2 separate regions of the Homo sapiens genome follow, and region 2 is linked to region 1. The links are chromatin loops, found by intact Hi-C in ENCODE. Cell type or tissue: endothelial cell of umbilical vein. All regions are shown on one strand. Each heading gives the region's core, and the rest is flanking DNA. Links, peaks and the distances in the headings are about the cores only. Region 1 has its middle 84 kb from the start of PRG4. Region 2 overlaps GS1-204I12.4 (a long non-coding RNA gene).

Region 1 (9,107 bases), core at 689-8,688:
GTAAATGGCAGAGCCTGGATGTAGAACCAGGTTAGCCGGGGCTCTTAACCTCTGTGCCCCACAGTGCAATGAATGGCTGAGTGTTATCCAGGCGGCAAGAAAGGGGAAGGGGCAGGAAACACATCAGTGGGGAAAAGTCATTCTCCACAGAGACCATTAGATTCAGAGGTGAGTGAGCAGTTCCATATGGCTAGAAGCCTGGAGAATAGAGCAGACACAAAAATATGAAGCTTCCCGTAAATTCTTTTAGGAAGTATGACTTTATTCCAGAGTAATGTGAAACAGCATTTGTTTTGCGAGAAGCTGAAAGGCTGAACTCAGTGACACCCACTCTAGGAAGTTAGTCCTTATCCTAAATTGAGGATTGTTAGAGGAAATTTAGGAATGGATTGTTTATGATAGAGTTCATTTGTTTTCTTTAAGGCAATATGAGCAAATGCCCTTCTCTTAGATGGTGGGGTCTGATGAGTTTCAGCCTTAGCAAGGGGTTCAGGAGACCAGAGGTGGCCTTCCTAGAACCAGAAAATCAGGACTGACTGGCTCAAAATGTAATTCCCTTGGGAAATTGAGGTTGCTTAACCATTGCTTCTCACACAAAGCCTGAACCTGGCCATTGAAAGGCCAACATGGTCCATACTACAGCTGAACATGAAGGTTTGTCTTCATACAAATTCTCATTCCTGGTCTGAGATCAAAGGTACCAACATCGCTCTGGTGGAAGAATTGCAGTAGGAAATAGAGCACTTGGCAGCATTCAGAATGCCATTACACTAGGCAGGCAAAGTTCCCCAAGTACTTGTTATTAAGTAAGATTAAAAGCGAGGATACAACTTGCTAAATTGACACTATCAAGATAAATGGTGTTCTATCTTTCTTGCAATTTTTTATTTCACTTTGAAATAAAGTACAACTCAAATTATCTGATGATTGCACCCTAGGAAAATGTTTCCAAAAAAAAGAAAAGAAAGATAAGTAGCTTTATTCCCAGGTAGCACAAAAACTAGCTTTCATTCAAAGCAGATGAGAAAGACAATGAACAAGAAGTAATGGTTCTCTGTATCCATTCAGCTTCCTGCCTGCAGGATACTGTTCCACAGACTAAAGGTAAAAACAAAGAGACACTTTAATCTTTCTCACACCCTGGGAGCTTTGATCCCATAAGCTGATTTTTCAGTACTAATTGTTATATCTGGATTCTGAACAAATGAAACTGAGCCTTCCCAGCCTCTAGTTCGAAGAGGCACAGGCATCTGTCCTCAGTTGACACACACCCAGCTAAAACATTGCAGCTTGGCTGGCCTTTTGTCATTGCTCTCTTGACAGCAAAATAACTATCATCTGGCTTGGTTGGATCAAAGAAGGACATGCATTTGAGGCGGGGCTGTTCCTTTACAGAATAACACTTCGTTATTATTACCTCTTTGGCGACATGATATGGAAATTAAAAATAAGCATCTTTTGATATGCAGCAGAAACAATCACCAGACCTGCAGACTGAACTTGACTTTTTGCCTAGCAGTCTCTTTGAAAAGAAACTGCTGCTTCTACAGTTCTTCCATCTTTTAGTGGTTGCTTCAGATGTTGGGTTTAAAGAAACCTTGAAGTATGAGTCACAAACAACAAGACAGAGGGACTGTTGATATGTCTACTCCAGTAGGGAAATGAGGATGCACTACAGTTTATTTGCAGGTCCTAATGTGCCAAACAGTAGAGCTTGTTTCAGCCTGTCCTAATCTCTGCCCCTAATCAAAGGCCCCCACATGAGAATTGTTGGTTACTCTAGTTTGTCACACATGTTATTAGTTTTCAAGCTGGAAAGTGTGGAGATGATTGTACATATGAGGAAGCTGAGGTCCAGAAAGCAGGAGTGATAACTTTAAAGTCTGACCAAGTACTTAGGTCCCATCTCAGGCTCTGTGCCACTTAAGAAAGCATGTCCCAATTAATTCATTTTTGGTTACACTTGTCAATTTTAAATTTTACCTTGGGTCACCTGAGTATGGATGGATAACAGAAATAATCCTACTCATAAAAATAAATGTGGGAAAGAGTTTAGAGGTGGTAGAAGTTATAGAGGCAGACATATGGTATAGACTAGAATAAGAAATAGACCACACAATATAGAACAGAATAAGATAATGAAAGGATAAAGAAAAAGAAGAAAGAAGGTGTCATTATGGGTTGAATTACATCCCCCAAAAGACATGTTGAAGTCCTAACTGCTAGTAGCTATGAATATAACCTTATTTGGAAATAGGGTCTTTGCAGACATAATCAAGTTAAAATGAGGTCATGAGGGTAGGCCCTAATCTAAATCTGACTGATGTCCTTAGAAGACACACAGGGAACGTGCCGAGTGATGACAGAGGCCGGGATTGGAGTGATGCCGCTGCAAGCCTAAAAACATCAAGGATCGATGGCCACACCAGAAGCTAGGAAAAGGCAGGGAAGGAGTCTCACCAGTAGGTTTCAGAAGGAGCATGTCCCTGCTGACACCTTGATTTTGGACTTCAGGACTTCAGAACCGTGGGAGAATAAATTTGTTGTTTTAAGCCATGCAGTTTGTGGTACTTAGTTATGGCAGCACTAGGAAACTAATACAGGGTCAGAAGGAGAAACCTGAACCTGAGATCACCCAACTATACCCCGATGTGAAGCAGAATTAAGATACTTCACCAGTTGGCTCAAAGGCTAACATTTTCAGAATTTTTTTCACCCTTCATAAAATCAAAGCAATCTTTACTTGTGCTCCATTTTCCAGCACCACTCTACTTTTTGTTGTTGTTGTTTTTAACAGAGCTCTCTGAAGCTAACTTGATTTCATTTGCCAGTTCTGTGAGTAGTCCAGAATTTAATCTGTCCCATCCTAGAGACTTGAGCTCATTTAGGACAGCCAGGTAAACTCAACCATCTTCACGCTGTCGTTCAGTCTTAACAACGTTCCATCTTCTTCAACCGGAAGTTCATTCTTCTCAATAGGCAGAACTGAAACCAGTTAGGATTTGGAGAAGTCCTGCCTCCCTGTGTCTATTGTAGTGGACTTCCGTTAGGTTTTGGCAAACACACAACTCTCCACCTATGTTGTGGGGCATCCCGCATTGTGCAAGATATTGCTGATACATGACACCTTATCCACTCCCTCCTCCCGAAAGTCAAAGGGAAGAGAACCCACTGCGTGACATTTTCCTGCCTGGGAACTTGCAAAGGGCACAAGGGACACAAAGCAACCCAAAGGTGAAGGGCTGGTCAGGGACGCGCTCTCTTTGTGCTTTGGCAACAGCTGCCTCCCGGCCACGCTGTTCTGCTAAGGGAGTGATTATTATATTTCCTCTTTCTTTCTTCTGATTTTTCTCCAATATACATAGTTCTTAATAAAAATTTCCTATACATACCTTTCTAATACACCTTTCTCACCTGAGAATGATTTCTAGATGTGGACTTGCTGGGTCAAAAATAACTCCTGAGGGTTCAGAGATGTATTAACAAATTGCTCTGAGGACACAATTACACTCTCAAGTAGAAACCACTTAATTTTGCCAACTTCATCATAAATTTTTACTCTGATAAAATTATAAGCTATATGTTTTTATTGTAAATCTATCTATTTGTAAATCTCCCCATAAACTAGAAACCAGACACATAATTTTGAAGGCCATGTATTTCTTATTAGTTCTCCATAAAACCAATTCATACCAGTTTTTTTGTTTTTTTCCTTTTTGAGGTGGAGTTTTGCTCTTGTCACCCAGGCTGGAGCGCAATGGTGCAATCTCGGCCCACTGCAACTTCCGCCTCCCAGATTCAAGCGATTCTCCTGTCTCACCCTCCCAAGTAGCTGGGATTATAGGCACATACCACTACGCTCGGCTAATTTTTGTATTTTTAGTAGAGACAGAGTTTCATCACATGGGTCAGGCTGGTCTCGAACTCCCGACCTGAGGTGATCCACCCACCTCGGCCTCCCGAAATGTTGGGATTACAGGCATGAGCCACTGCGCCTGGCAAAAATTGTGTCTTCATGAAAAATGCACGTCATCACTGGCCATCAGAGAAATGCAAATCAAGACCACAATGAGATACCATCTCACACCAGTTAGAATGGCGATCATTAAAAAGTCAGGAAGCAACAGCTGCTGGAGAGGATGTGGAGAAATAGGAACACTTTTACATTGTTGGTGGGAGTGTAAACTAGTTCAACCATTGTGGAAGACAGTGTGGCAATTCCTCAAGGATCTAGAAATAGAAATACCATTTGACCCATTTGACCCAGCCATCCCATTACTGTGTATATACCCAAAGGATTATAAATCATGCTGCTATAAAGACACATGCACATGTATGTTTATTGCAGCACTATTCACAATAGCAAATACTTGGAACCAACCCAGATGTCCAACAATGATAGACTGGATTAAGAAAATGTGGCACATATACACCATGGAATACTATGCAGCTATAAAAAAGGATGAGTTCATGTTCTTTGTAGGGACATGGATGAAGCTAGAAACCATCATTCTGAACAAACTATAGTAAGGACAGAAAACTAAACATTGTATGTTCTCACTCATAGGTGGGAATTAATAATGAGAACACTTGGACACAGGGTGGGGAACATCACACATGGGGGCCTGTTGTGGGGTGGGGGGAGGGGGGAGGGATGGCATTAGGAGACATCCCTAATGTAAATGATGAGTTAATGGGGCAGCACACCAACATGGCACATGTATACATATAAAACAAACCTGCACATTGTGCACATGTACCCTAGAACTTAAAGTGTAATTTTAAAAATAAATAAATAAAAATAAAAATTACGTCTTATTTGCCATCATGCCCTAGTAACTGTACAACATCTAACACACAGTTAGGTACATAATAAATATGGAAATAAATGAATTTGAATTGATGTCTGATGAGAAACCGGTTTTGAAAACCAATAACTTTACAGAGAATGTTATCAGTATTTTTTTTTCAAAATAAAAACTTCCTTAGTAACAGGACAAACAATTCAAGGAAGCAGGATTTCGCATCCTTGAATTATACTTCCAAGATTTTGCCAAACAATTTATTTTTTAATCTTTACTTTTGAATGAGTGATTTATTGACAAAGTACAAACAAAACAGCAAACACCAATACAGAAGTGAAAGGAGAACTCCCCATGCCTAGGCCTGAATCCTCCGTTTTCCTTTCTAGAGGCAAGCGCTATTACAGCCAAACAACATTTTTCAATGGTATCAATTCACTACGAAGCATTTTCAAAATTCCATCAATCAACAAACACCATTCCTATAGATAAAGGCATGCTTTGCTAAGTTTTCTGCAAGTGCTCTTTCTGCCCTTGGATGAGGATGTAGCTCCATGATGATGAATGTCACCTGGAGATCAACATCATTTCCCACACTACCCTTGTGAAAGGAGCAAACATCTGTGGAATGTCTGTCTGGCCTTCTCAAAGCAAGCATGAGAGCATGCTTGTGTGTTCCAAGGGTGACATCCACTGGTGTACAATTATAACTGCAGGTAGCAGGCCTTCCAAGATCTTCAGATGAGAAATCCTTAACTCGAATGCTAACAGACACAGTGATTCTCAGACATTCATCCATTACTCCTGACTTTCTAAACACAGTAGCCAGCCTTACCTATTTCGGATCACAGAAGAGAAGGTTGAATTGTTCTGCATCAGCCATAAAGATGTGCCTCTGGACAGTCATTCATCCATTTGTCTCACAAGTAATATTGAGAATGAACCAGATACATGCCAGTTACTGAACACCTCACACAGTATTAGGAACAACGATGAAAAAAAAGCACAGTCCTACCCTCAAGGGCATTTTCAAATTTGAAAGAGAGGTGAAACATACACAGGTAACTATTGGATATGGCAGGACATGGCAACTTCTGCACTCACGTGTGCATGAATTTTGCCCTGATTTGTTATTTCATCTAGTCTTCACAACAATTTTTAAATATTGAAAATGTTACCATATTTTCAGCAGAATTAACAGGTAGAAAAACCAAGGTTCAGAGAGATTAAGTGGCATGTCTATGGTTACACAGCAATAAATGTCTGATTCCAATTTGGCATGATTCCAAAATCCAGACTTCCAGCACCACCCGGTGCAATCCACCAGCTTAGCTCATAGAGCAAAGGCAATTCCAATCTTTTCCAGGGTTTCTAGCCTGCATCTTATGTTTTAAAAGGGTATCTCTATCACAGATTCAGTAGAGAATTTGTATTCCAATAAAACTACTATCAGAGATAGAGTAAGATTATAAATATATAGGAAATCTTGAAAGTCAAACTCGGTAGAACATTCACTCTCTATATTCAGATTCTTAAGTTTTCTGCCAGCTCCCCTGAACAGAAGACTTATTATATCAATATAGGTCCTTAAGCTGGGCAACATGGCAAAACCCCATCTCTACAAAAAATACAAAAATTATCCAGACATATAATTAGGTCCTTAGATATACGTGCCACCTCGCCCAGCTAAGATATATAGGTCCTTAGTTTGTAACTCTTGTGAGTCAAACATTTCTAGAGAAAGAAAATCTGGCTTATACACTTGGACACCAAAACATACCAGTTGTATCAATCATGATTTGATCAGAGAAGGAAAACCTCTGGGAAGTCACGTATGTAATAGGAGATTATCACAGAGATTTGATCTCACACAATCATGAGAGATGGTCAAATAGTTGACTTTCTGCTGTTATTTTCACATTTATTACTGTGCCTGAGGTCAGCAAGGAAGACATCCAGGAAGGAAAGATAGTTGTGAGGTGAGGGAGAGCAATGACAAACTGGAACCAAGAGGACAGGCTGGAACCTGTATTGGCCCCTTACGGCCTCCCAGTCTCCAACTTCAATGATGCTAGTAACCTACAGGAGGAGGGGTGCTCTTTATAATGGGGCTAAACATGCACTTGGCCCGGGAGAAGCAGCAGCTGGGAGTGGTCCAGTGGGAACCGGAGGTGCCCAGCTGCTGTCCATGACAATAGCATGAGCCAGCAGACCCTGGACCATGTGTGCGCCCTGCACCAATTATCTCAATGTAAAAATCATATGGCCCTGGCTATTTTTACCTTTCAAACTGTATGCAAAGTATCTCCTATGACCCACACTAACCTGGAATTATGCAGTGAAAGAAATTCTGGGAAATGTAGCTCCAGCTTAAATACACCAACATGAGACAAAGCAAAACACATTATACATGCAGAATTATTTTGCTGGTGTTTTATTTAAATGTGAATTATTTCTTTCTCTAAACCACAGATAAAGCCCATTTTTGCCTATTTGGCTAAATTAATATATCAATTATTATCTAATGGCCAGATAATAACAAAGAAAATAGGTTCTTAGTCATGAGACATAATCACATGAACACTTAGTTTTACCCAAGGAAGGTATCTTGCAGGGAGAAAATAAATGGAAAATGGACATAAAATCCATATCCATTCTGAGAAAACCCCAAATTCTTCACTAATCTCAACATGTGCTTGAATTCCTCCTATACCTCTATGCCCTCATACCCAGGAAGCAAGGATCATTTTAGCCAGAGCAGCAGGAGACCAGTGCTGGAAGCCTAGGCTTCTCTTCATTCAACCATTGACAACATGAGATTCTGTCAGCTCATGACTTGATGAAGCTGGAATCTGAGGTTACACCTTCCAATTATACATTGCATAGCTGTTTACTTGGTAACCATGAGGAAGGCTTCCCACTCGCCCCTCTTTGGCATTATTGAAGTAACCACCACAGCCAATGATCCTGGAGGCTTACAGAAGTTCTTCAAGGACACTCCTCATCAGGATTCAGATAGGACAGGACTCTAACAGCAGTAGAATGAATGCATCTCTGGTCATTACAACACAGCCTTTCACATTCAACCATTTCCAGACTCTCTTCTGGAGAGTTGGTAGGTTAAATACCAACTCTTAACTGATTAATCAAAAGCAGCTTAATTCTTATTTTAAAAATGTGATTTTAGCATAGAATTAAATACTAGCTACAATCTTCCAATCTGAATACTCAATCTAAAATCTGGGTCTACTTTCTATTATATTCAATTCATAATGTCAGTTTTGAGAACAAATCACATGACAGATCAAAAATATACTGTCAACCATTTGCAAATATATGACTATTTATGATAATGGGATATCATACTTTTTAGTAATCTATGCTTAAACAGGCAGGAGACCTATGAGTAGCAAAGGAATAACAATGCTAAATCTCCTCATACACTTTGAACTCTATGTTTGTGAATTATCATGACTTGATTAGGCTGATAGCATCCTTGTCTCTGGGTTACTCCAAGTTGAAACACTGAATATTTGACCCTATAAGCTAATTATTATTGCTGTGGAATCTGATCAAAGTATTGAGCTTGTTATTTTTAGAATACATAGTAATTTGTGCACAATGTATGAAATTAAATATTTTTTGTTCCACATTGAAAACAATTACTGGTGGAAAGTAAATTATTAAAAATAGGTCACTGTATTGCATAAGAAGGTTCATATTAATGGGTTACTAAATACCAGAATGCTGATCATAAAAGAACAAGGCATTGCTATATTTGGCCAGGGGAAATTTCTGTGCAGTAAGTTCATGCTTATGTGACAAAGAAAGCAGCCTTCCAATTGAAGTCAGAATAATTTTTTTAAAATATATATTGCATGCATAGCACTAAAGCATCAATCCAAATTCATGTCTAAATGTCTAAAAGGCATTTAGAGTTTGGGGACTCACACAATAATAAAGGCCTGAAATAAATGGCCACCCAATCCCAAAGATAATCATCTGAGAGAAAGCCCAGTAAAAATGATATTGTGTATCCTTGATGAACATTGATGCAAAAATCCTCATTAAAATACTGGCAAACCGAATCCAGCAGCACATCAAAAAGTTTATCCACCATGATCAAGTGGGCTTCATCCCTAGGATGCAAGGCTGGTTCAACATATGAAAATCAATAAATGTAATCCAGCATATAAACAGAACCAAAGACAAAAACCACATGATTATCTCAATAGATGCAGAAAAAGCCTTTGACAAAATTCAACAACCCTTCATGCTAAAAACTCTCAATAAATTAGGTATCGA
Region 2 (9,107 bases), core at 274-8,273, 560 kb before region 1:
TGCATTTACAAACCTTGAGCTAGATACAGAGTGCTGATTGGTGTATTTACATACTTTAGCTAGACATAAAAGTTCTCCAAGTCCCCACCAGATTAGCTAGATACAGAGTGCTGATTGGTGCATATACAATCCTCCAGCTAGACATAAAAGTTCTCTAAGTCCCCACCCAACTCAGGAGCCCAGCTGGCTTCGCCTAGTGGATCCCATACCAGGACTGCGGGTGGAGCTGCCCGCCAGTCCCGCGCCACATGCCTGCACTCCTCAGCTCTTGGGTGGTCGATGGGCCTGGGTGCTACGCAGCAGGGGGCAGTGCCCGTCGGGGAGGCTCAGGTCGCCAGGGAGCTCACTGTGGGGGGGCTCGGGCATGGCGGGCTGCAGGTCCCAAGCCCTGCCCCGCGGGGAGGTGGCTGAGGCCCGGCGAGAATTCAAGTGTGGGGCAGGCGGGCTGGCAGTGCTGGGGGACCCAGTGCCCCCTCCGCAGCTGCTGGCCCGGGAGCTAATCCCCTCACTGCCCAGGGCCGGTGGCGCCGGCCAGCCACTCCGAGTGCGGGGCCTGCCGGGCCCGCGCCCACCCCGAACTTGCGCTGGCCCGCGAGTGCTGTGTGCAGCTCCGGTTCCCTTCCATGCCTCTCCCTCCACACCTCCCAGCAAGCAGTGGGAGCCAGCTCCGGCCTTGGCCAGCCCAGAGAGGGGCTCCCACAGTGCAGCGGTAGGCTGAAGGGCTCCTCAGCATGGCCAGAGCGGACGCTGAGGCCGAGGAGGTGCTGAGAGCAAGTGAGGGCTGCTAGCACGTTGTCACCTCTCACTAACTGAGGGGGAAGTCCATCCAGATGGTTGAGGGGTCTTAGAATTTTATTTTTGGTTTATGTAATTTATAAGTGAATCAGTTCTTTCACACTTCAGTTCCCTATCCTTGTGTGGCATCATCTCTCTCTCTTGATCATGCATCTACCTTTGGATTGGCGCTTGGCAGTTTCGTGGGACTCTCTGAGTAGACACACGGAGATTTGCAAAGATCTGTTTTACTTAGATGTCCGAGGAGGAATATTAATTAATTTTAGCATGCCACCTGCAGCTTGTAAGCCCAGCATAGTTCACAGATCAAATGCTTGCATTCCAGCTGCTGGAGCTCTAAAGTTAAGTGGTTAGGATTTTTGCCCTCAAGGAGTCCTCAGTCCAGTGGAGAATCCAGATGCACAAACAAACATTGATGATGAAATATAAGTGTAGTAAAGAAGAATGTGGCAAATTGTGTAGGGGTGAAGGGAAAGCTTCCCCTTCACTCTCAGAAGGTTCCGTGAAAAATTCAGTTCACAAAAGGCAGATTAATAGGAGAAAAAGGATACTAAAAGAAACTGACCAAACTTACTTGATCATAGTTTATTTGATCATAGTTTCCCATGACACAGGAGCCTTCAGAATGAAGATTCAACTCCCCAGTGGGGTACAGGAGCTTGTATATCACCTTGAGATTACAGAAAGAACAGGAGCTTGGAGCATGGCCAAAACCAGGTTATGGTGGTAAATCAGATTTTAGTGAAGAGACAGGTTATGGGAGGGAGAGAAGGGGAGGCTTGGCTATTAAAAGTGGTCTTGGTATGGAGATAAAACCTCACAGGTAGCAGCCCTCAGAGAGGATAAATGGACAATGTTTCTTTCGGATATTTAAATGTGTCAGACTCTTGGTTAATCTTTCCTAGATCTGGATTAGGGAAGGCCTGGTTGCGTTAATGCAGATTGCTAATGATGCAAATTTCCCCCACAAAAGACAGCTTTGCAGGACCAGTTCTGTTTACTGACCCCCTGACAGCCATCCCAAAATATGTCAAAGAAATATATTTGGGGCTGAAATATTTTTATTTCCTTTAGCTGCCATGGGAGCGTGGATGAGAAAGCAATTCATCTCGAAATGGAGATTAGTAAATGTGAGCCTTAGAGAGGACAGATGTCTGAGCAGAGCTTTGAATCACATGTTAGGGAGGTGGAGTTTGGAAGGAGGAAGGCATGATGCTGCGAGAACACGGTACTTCTGTGGAGTGGTCAGGGGAGAGTGGCTAGAGAAAGAGGTGGACATAGTGAAGGGCCATGAGGTTTGAACTTTGGACTTCCTTCTGTAGATAGGAGTCTTCAGAGAAAGTAGCATAATCACAGCCAGGTGCCATTTGGAATTTTACGAGTGAGGCATCCAAGTGTTTGTTCAATGCTTGTAAACCAACCTTGTTGTAGGTGTGGATTCATAAACTGATTTACACACTTGGATAATGGGTTATTATGAGCCAATTATTTCTTAGAGACTGAAAAAGTTCTTAGTAACTGAAACCTTCTGCCTCAGGACATAGGAAGGGCAGGATAAAAGTAATCAGGCTTAGAATGTTTCTCACCAAGACCAGTTTGAGCAAGATTAGACATTTCAATAGTCAGATCTTTTCTCTTCAGGGCAGCTGTAGCAGCATAGCAAGACTCAGATGTGAGTGCCAGGGTCTGTTTAAAGCTTCCTCACCAGCTGTGAACTCTTTGGCAAGTCACTTCTTTGATTCTCAATTCTTCTACTATAAAATGAGGAATATAATCATATCTATTTGTTTCAGAGGTGGTTGTGAGGATTAAACAAAATTAAATGAGCTAATATAAGCATTTTTTGGATGTCATAAAGTATTGTGAAAAGTATGGGGTTATGGTTATAACTATCAAAAGTAGAAGTCTAACTGATTATAAAAATACCAATAATGATTATTATTTATTGAAGGTTTGTTTTGTGCTGGCCCTATTCTAAATTCTTTACATATGTGATCTTATAATTCTTATAGTAATCCTATAGGGGAGGTTTTTACAGAGAAGGAAACTAAGGCTTGACAAGGTTGAACAATTCATAAGCAATAGAGCCAGAAATCAGAAGTCATACTTTGCTGACTACAAGCCTGGGCTTATAATCACTACTTTTCCAATCAATCTTTTATTTTCATTTTTTTTTTCTTTTTTTATAGATAGGTCTTACCTATGTTGCCCAGGCTGGTCTTGAACACTTGAGCTCAAGTGATTTTCCCACCACGGCTTCCTAAGTTGAATCAATCTTTTCAAAATGCTTGTTTTTTACTTTAAAGTTTAGGCAACTGACAAGAAATTATCAACACATCATCATTGCAGAATTACTAGGCTGAAGTTTCTCATGTTCCTTCTATCAGAACTAGGAATCTACAGATAGAAAATGTGATCCCTTTTTTTTTCTTATATATGAACACGAGCTATTATTGTTGACTACAAATAAAATATGCTCTGAGTTTTGTTGTCAAAATATGACTTGAGGAATAGTTTAATATGAAATTCATTTCTTTTTTTAGGGAGGCAAAACCACACAGTCTTTCAAATTATGTTCTCTATTATTTTGTCCTTTATTGACAAAACTGTTTAAGAAGAATAGAGCACAGAAACGCTGGAACACTGTTCCTCACCTCCTACTCTGACATCTAAAGATCCATCTTCCCTTGAAGAATGAATAAAGAGGACATAGTTTGTCACTTTCAGGTCCAAGAGATACTGAGAAAACTAAAATAGGGGCAGCTGTGTTTCCATAATGTTGTTGAGTATTCAAAAGGGCTATATAAATTGAGCTTTTACTTCAATAGTGTTGAAGTTTTAAAAAGGGGTGGACTATAATTAGTTATACATACACCATATTAGAAACCCTGAGTTGGTCTAATTATTAACAGGGTTAAATCAAACCCAGTGTCTGTATTTGTTGATGGAAACCTTGCTGCATCTCTGGGATATAATCTCAGTGGCTTTCATCCCATCTTTCTCTAAATGGGTGTCAGTGCCCTAGCAATGACCTTGGGTACTGGAATAGACTCAGGTCTCCCCACGCATGGTTTTGCTGCCAGGCAGTAGATGGCAGAATTGAGCTTGACTTTTATGGTTGCCTTTCTTCTCACTTGCCTCCATTGGTGAAGTTGAAGTACTCTTAAGCTACTTGTTAAAATAGCTTTTTTTAAAAAAAAAAATCACAAATAATTCTATGTGTCTGTTTTATTCCATTTGAATCTCATACATTGCCTACCGTATAATGCTTTTTTAAAGAAAAAGCTTATTGGAACTATAGTTGATTTCTTCCTCTTGTTCCAAGGTTTTCTAATCTCAAAAGGACATCACCCTCATTTTAATACTTTTTTTACCTCTGTTTTCTTTTATCCAATGTTATTAAAGCTTTCTTCTATCCTCTTCCCCATCATTTAAAAAAATTTAAAAATCAACACTAGATTTTTTATTTTATGTCCTTCAAATTATTCAGACAATTCTACTCGTCTTAAGACTGTAATAAAAATTCCTATCTCCACAGTGTGGGAGAATTGTCAAAGAAGGCAGGATCCTCTTCTGATGTAGTAGGTTGGTGCAAAAGTAATTGCGGTGTTTGCTATTTCAATGGCAACAAGGCACAATTACTTTTGCACCGACCTAATAAATGTGGGCTTTGATAAAGCTACTGTCACATACAACTTGAAATCATGAAGAGGCCCTCAGGACAAAATCTAGGAGTTGATTGAGAAAGAACAAATGGAAAGTTTGTGAAAGCAGAAATCTTCAAGTAGGATATTTTGTTTAAAGATGGGAGTGTTATGGGAAAAGGCAGAAGCCATTTGACTCAACCCTATTACTGAAGGCTGAAAAGAACATATATTTTTTAAAAATCTACCATTGAAGTAGTTTAGGAAAAATGTCTGTGAGCTGCAAACCCCCAAAGGAAAAGAACTAACTGAGAGGAATACCTCTGGAAGAACATGTTGAGATGACTAGGGTACAAATTGGGCCTGAAATTCAATGTTTATTCTGGAGAGACTAGATAAACACTTAGTACTTTAGCAGTAGTAGAACTAAAAGAAGGTACTTAAATTGGCTTAGGGTAGAAGTAGATTGCAAGAGCTCAGCCTTGAATAAATTAAATTAGTCAATTGTTTTACTTACTTATACATAATATGTACCCTGTATTTCTTCATGCTAATAGATAATATGATTTTTGCAATTTATCTGCCCTATGAAACATTTTATGGAAGACCTCAGGTAGGAAGGTTATTTAAGAGGAAAAAAAAGCAAAAGGGACAGATATCAAGGTGGAGATAGCCAAAAAACTAGAGAGCCTTTCCTGTGAGACTGCCCAAGACTTATTTCTTCTTTTTTTTTGCCTTCCCTTCCCTTCCTTTCCCTTCCATTCCCTTCCCTTCCCTTCCCTTCCTTTCCTGTCCTTTCCCTTCCCTTCCCTTCCTGTCACTTCCCGTCCCTTCCCTTCCCATCCCTTCCCTTCCTCTTTCAAGACAGAACAGAGTCTTATTCTGTTACCCAGGCTGGAGTGCAGTGGCATGATCTCAGCTCACTGTAACCTCCACCTCCTGGGTTCACGTGCTTCTCCTGCCTCAGCCCCCTGGGTAGCTGGGGTTACAGGTGTGCACCACCACACTCAGTTAATTTTTTGTATTTTTTGTAGAGACAGGGTTTTACCATGTTGGCCAGGCTGGTCTTAAACTCCTGACCTCAAGTGATCAGGCTGCCTCAGCCTCCCAAATTGCTGGGATTACAGGCATGAGCCACTGTGCCCAGCCCAAGGCCTATTTCTTTGCAATAATTTACACAGTAAAATCCAAGATTAACACTTGAATTATTGCAACGCATTCCTTCCATTTTTCCTTCCTTCCTTCTTTTTTGCCCTCACTCCTTTTCTTCTTTCCTTCCTTTCTTTCCTTTCTTTCTCTCCTCCCTCCCTCCTTCCCTCCCTTCTTTCCTTCCTCCCTTCTTACCCCTATCCTTTTCTCTTCCCTTCCCTTCCCTTTCCTTCTTTCCTTCTTTCCTTTCTCTCCTCTTTCCTTTTTTTTTCCTCAAAAAAATTTAAAGAAGGTTTAGGGGCACCTATGTACTATTTAAAAAAATGATAAAGAATGTGAGGAAGAAAATGTCCATGAACACTATTTTAAATGCCATGTCTTAATATCAGTTTCCCTTGTTATTTTCCTAGCCAGTCTTTGTCAGGGAAATAGCAGTCATTTTCCTAAGCCTAAATTTAACAGACACCTGATAACTCTGTATAGTACTTGCTGATAGGAACCGAAGTAAACAAGAGTGACGCATAGCAATGTTGTCATTTCTACTCTACCGAGTCCATGTGGGTATGGAGATAGAAAGAATGTGACTTGATTGAAAAGGAATTTGTTGTTGAATGAGAGGTTAAACTATGTTCTTAACTTTTAATCCTATGTGCAAAGCCTTTTAAATAATTTGGAAATAATATTACAAAAGGAACAATTTAACCTAAGTTAGTTGTACTCTACCATTTCTTTTTCAGAGAGAAGAATCAGTAGAGCTACATTTTCTTGGCACTCCAAAATGTGGATTTCAAAACTGTTAGTTCAGAAGTGTTCAACTTTTGCTGCCCACTGGAATTATCTGGAGAGCTGCAAAAGGACACTGATGCCTGGGCTGCACCTCCTAGAGGTCTTGATTTGATCAATCCAAAGGAAGGCCTGGGCAGTAAATTTTTAAAAGTTCCACAGGTAATTCCAAGTTGGGAACCATTGGTAGCTGGAGTAGAAGACATTTATTAAGTAATGACACAAAATGAGGTTTGGGACAAACTTTGTATATCAAGTGAAGAAATTTATCCTGTAGGTAATGGTCAACCTTTGGGGTAGACAGATAAGTGCCATAATTTTGTTAGTTTTTAAAGTGGATTGACATGGGGAGCATTGAACAGCAGGCTTCAAGTGTTGCCCCCACAGTTCATGATCCTGCAATTTGCAGGCTTGCTCTCATTTCTGCAGTCGCTTTCACATTTTGATTCTGTCTTCCCTCCCTTGTCTCTTAAACTCTGGTAGTCTTGTTAGTATGCCCTACTGTGGCATCTCCATTAAGCATGATTTGTTCTATTCAGGACTTTCTCTAAGTTATACCATTAAAGAAGTTTCCTAAACCTCAATAATTGTTTGATAATAAAGGTAAAGCCTTAAGTCTATTTAGTCTCTAAGTCTCTTCAGTTTTGAATATGTATATATGTGCGTGTGTGTATATATATATGTGTGTGTATATATAGATGTGTATATATATGTGTGTATATATGTATATATATGTGTATATATGTGTGTATATATATGTGTATATATATGTGTATATATGTGTATATATATGTGTGTATATATGTGTATATATGTGTGTATATATGTGTATATATGTGTGTATATATGTGTATATATGTGTGTATATATGTGTATATATATGTGTGCGTGTATATATATATATATGCTACTCTTTTAGAAACACGTTTCTTTTTCAAATAACCTAAAACTGACTCCTTTTCAAGAAAAATACAGTGAATAGATTTTTATTTTACATTAGGAAATGTATGGTTTATAAACTGGAAAATCAAATGGCATTGATTTTATCAAATACATTACAATGAGAATCACCTTTAAAAAATAACTACTCTACTTAATTTAAGCCTCGAGAGAGTCCTCATTGCCTGGACCAGGGACTTCCTTAAGAAATATTGGTTAAATAAATGTGTCAGAAAAAATTATGAAAGTCTTTAAAATGAGCAAAAAGGGTTATTTGTGTCTATAAAGGTCTATATCTTTCCAGAGTTATTTGAGTCTATAAAGGTCTATATCTTTCATTGTTTTGGATCCATTTTACAACTCTGTAAATTGAAAAAAAAAACTGATAGTAATGCAAATTATTTTGTCCAATGGAAATGAAAATGAACTTCATCCATCCTGTAAAAGGCATCTCATTTGCATCTTTAATAGATGTAAATTCATTTTCAGCATTTCTGATGGCCTCACGGATCAGGAGTCTGCAAGACCACCCTCAGGCTTCATGCACTAAAAGGACTCACAGGACTCAGAAAAAGCTGTCATACTCATGTTTGTGGTTTATTAGAGTGAAAGACTACAGATTAGAGTCAGCAAAAGGAAAAGGTGGGTAGGGCAGAGTCTAGGAGAAACAGGACACAAGCTTCCAGTTGGCTTCTCCCAAAGGTGTTGCATGAACAGCACTTAATTATCTTAGCAACAATGTAACACACATGTAAATTTTTGCATCCTATGAATCTCATCTGAGCCTTGGTGTCCAAGGATTTTTATTGGGGTTAGTGACAAAGGCATGCAGCGGCTATGGGACAACATTAACTACTCAGTCTCCAGCCCCCAGAGGTCAGTGTGGTTCAACAACTGATGCAGTGCGGTTCAACAACTTAGACGACAAAAACACTCCTGGCAGGCAGGAGATTTCAAGAGAGCTCAGAGGTCACCTCCTGGATGTCAGCCAAGGACCAGTCCTTTTTTTTTTGAATGTGCAGGGTTTGAGTAACCCAAGACTGCTGTGTTAACCTTTTTCTGGACACCTATATACATATATTTGTCTGTTCTTTGGATTCTCCATTGAACTGGGTATTGCTGTTACTGTTTTTGCCTTCCTAGTTCCTCATTAATGGGCTAAAATAAATCTTTGACACGTTTATGTTTGCATATGAGTCATGATTTTACTTTGTTTTTGTTTGTTTGTTTGTTTGTGTTTGTTTTTTTTTTTTGAGGCAGGGTCTCACTCTCGGTCAGGCTGGGGGGTAGTGGTGTGCACTCACGGCTCATTGCAGCCTCGACCTCGTGGGCTCAAGTGATCCTCCCCCCTCATTTTTTGATTTTTTGTAGAGAAGAGGTCTCACTATGTTGTCCAGGCTGGTCTTGAACTCTTGGGCTTAAGTGATTCTCCCTCCTTGGTCTCTTAAAGTACTGAGATTACAGGCACGTGCCACCATGCCCAGCAATTTTCCTTTTTTTCTTAAAAGTCAACCTTTAACAAATATGTGAGCATAAAAATTGCTAATACTTTTTTTTTGCTTATTTCTCCTGCCTACCGCCTTTCTTTCTTCTCCCTCTCCCCTTTTCCCTTCTCCCTTTCCCCTCTTCCCCCTTCTCCCCTCCCCACCCCTCTCCTCTCCTCCCCTACCCTCCCCTTCCTCCCTCCCTCACTCCCTCCATCCCTTCCTTCCTGCCTTGCTTTTCTTTTCTTTTTTCTCTCTCCATCCCTCTCTCTCTTTCTCTCTCTCTTTCTCCTTCCTTCCTTCCTTCCTTCCT

Evidence for each region. A loop is a pair of places that touch in the nucleus more often than their neighbours do. Peaks named below come from ENCODE experiments on the same cell type or tissue, not always from the same donor. Only the 100,000 strongest peaks of a DNase experiment are listed, where the experiment ranks them.
Region 2: a loop joins it to region 1, with 10 times the contacts of the local background. A loop is called at or near these places in 3 of 110 quality-filtered maps.

The regions. Positions count from the first base shown.
Region 1 is chr1:186,207,326-186,216,432 of GRCh38, forward strand. No RefSeq gene overlaps it. Among named protein-coding and RNA genes, the nearest start is that of PRG4, 84 kb to the right of the region's middle. In endothelial cell of umbilical vein, for the core only: a CTCF peak has its summit at 5,501; a DNase peak (open chromatin) is centred at 5,456.
Region 2 is chr1:185,648,678-185,657,784 of GRCh38, forward strand. It overlaps GS1-204I12.4 (a long non-coding RNA gene), which reads left to right. Exons shown (of 3, transcript NR_188649.1): 2 at 6,326-6,533; 3 at 7,800-8,491. The region is part of intron 1 of LOC107985239 (a long non-coding RNA gene); the gene reads left to right. Among named protein-coding and RNA genes, the nearest start is that of GS1-204I12.4, 6.7 kb to the left of the region's middle. In endothelial cell of umbilical vein, for the core only: a CTCF peak has its summit at 3,871 (motif pointing right); no DNase peak of the experiment used is centred there.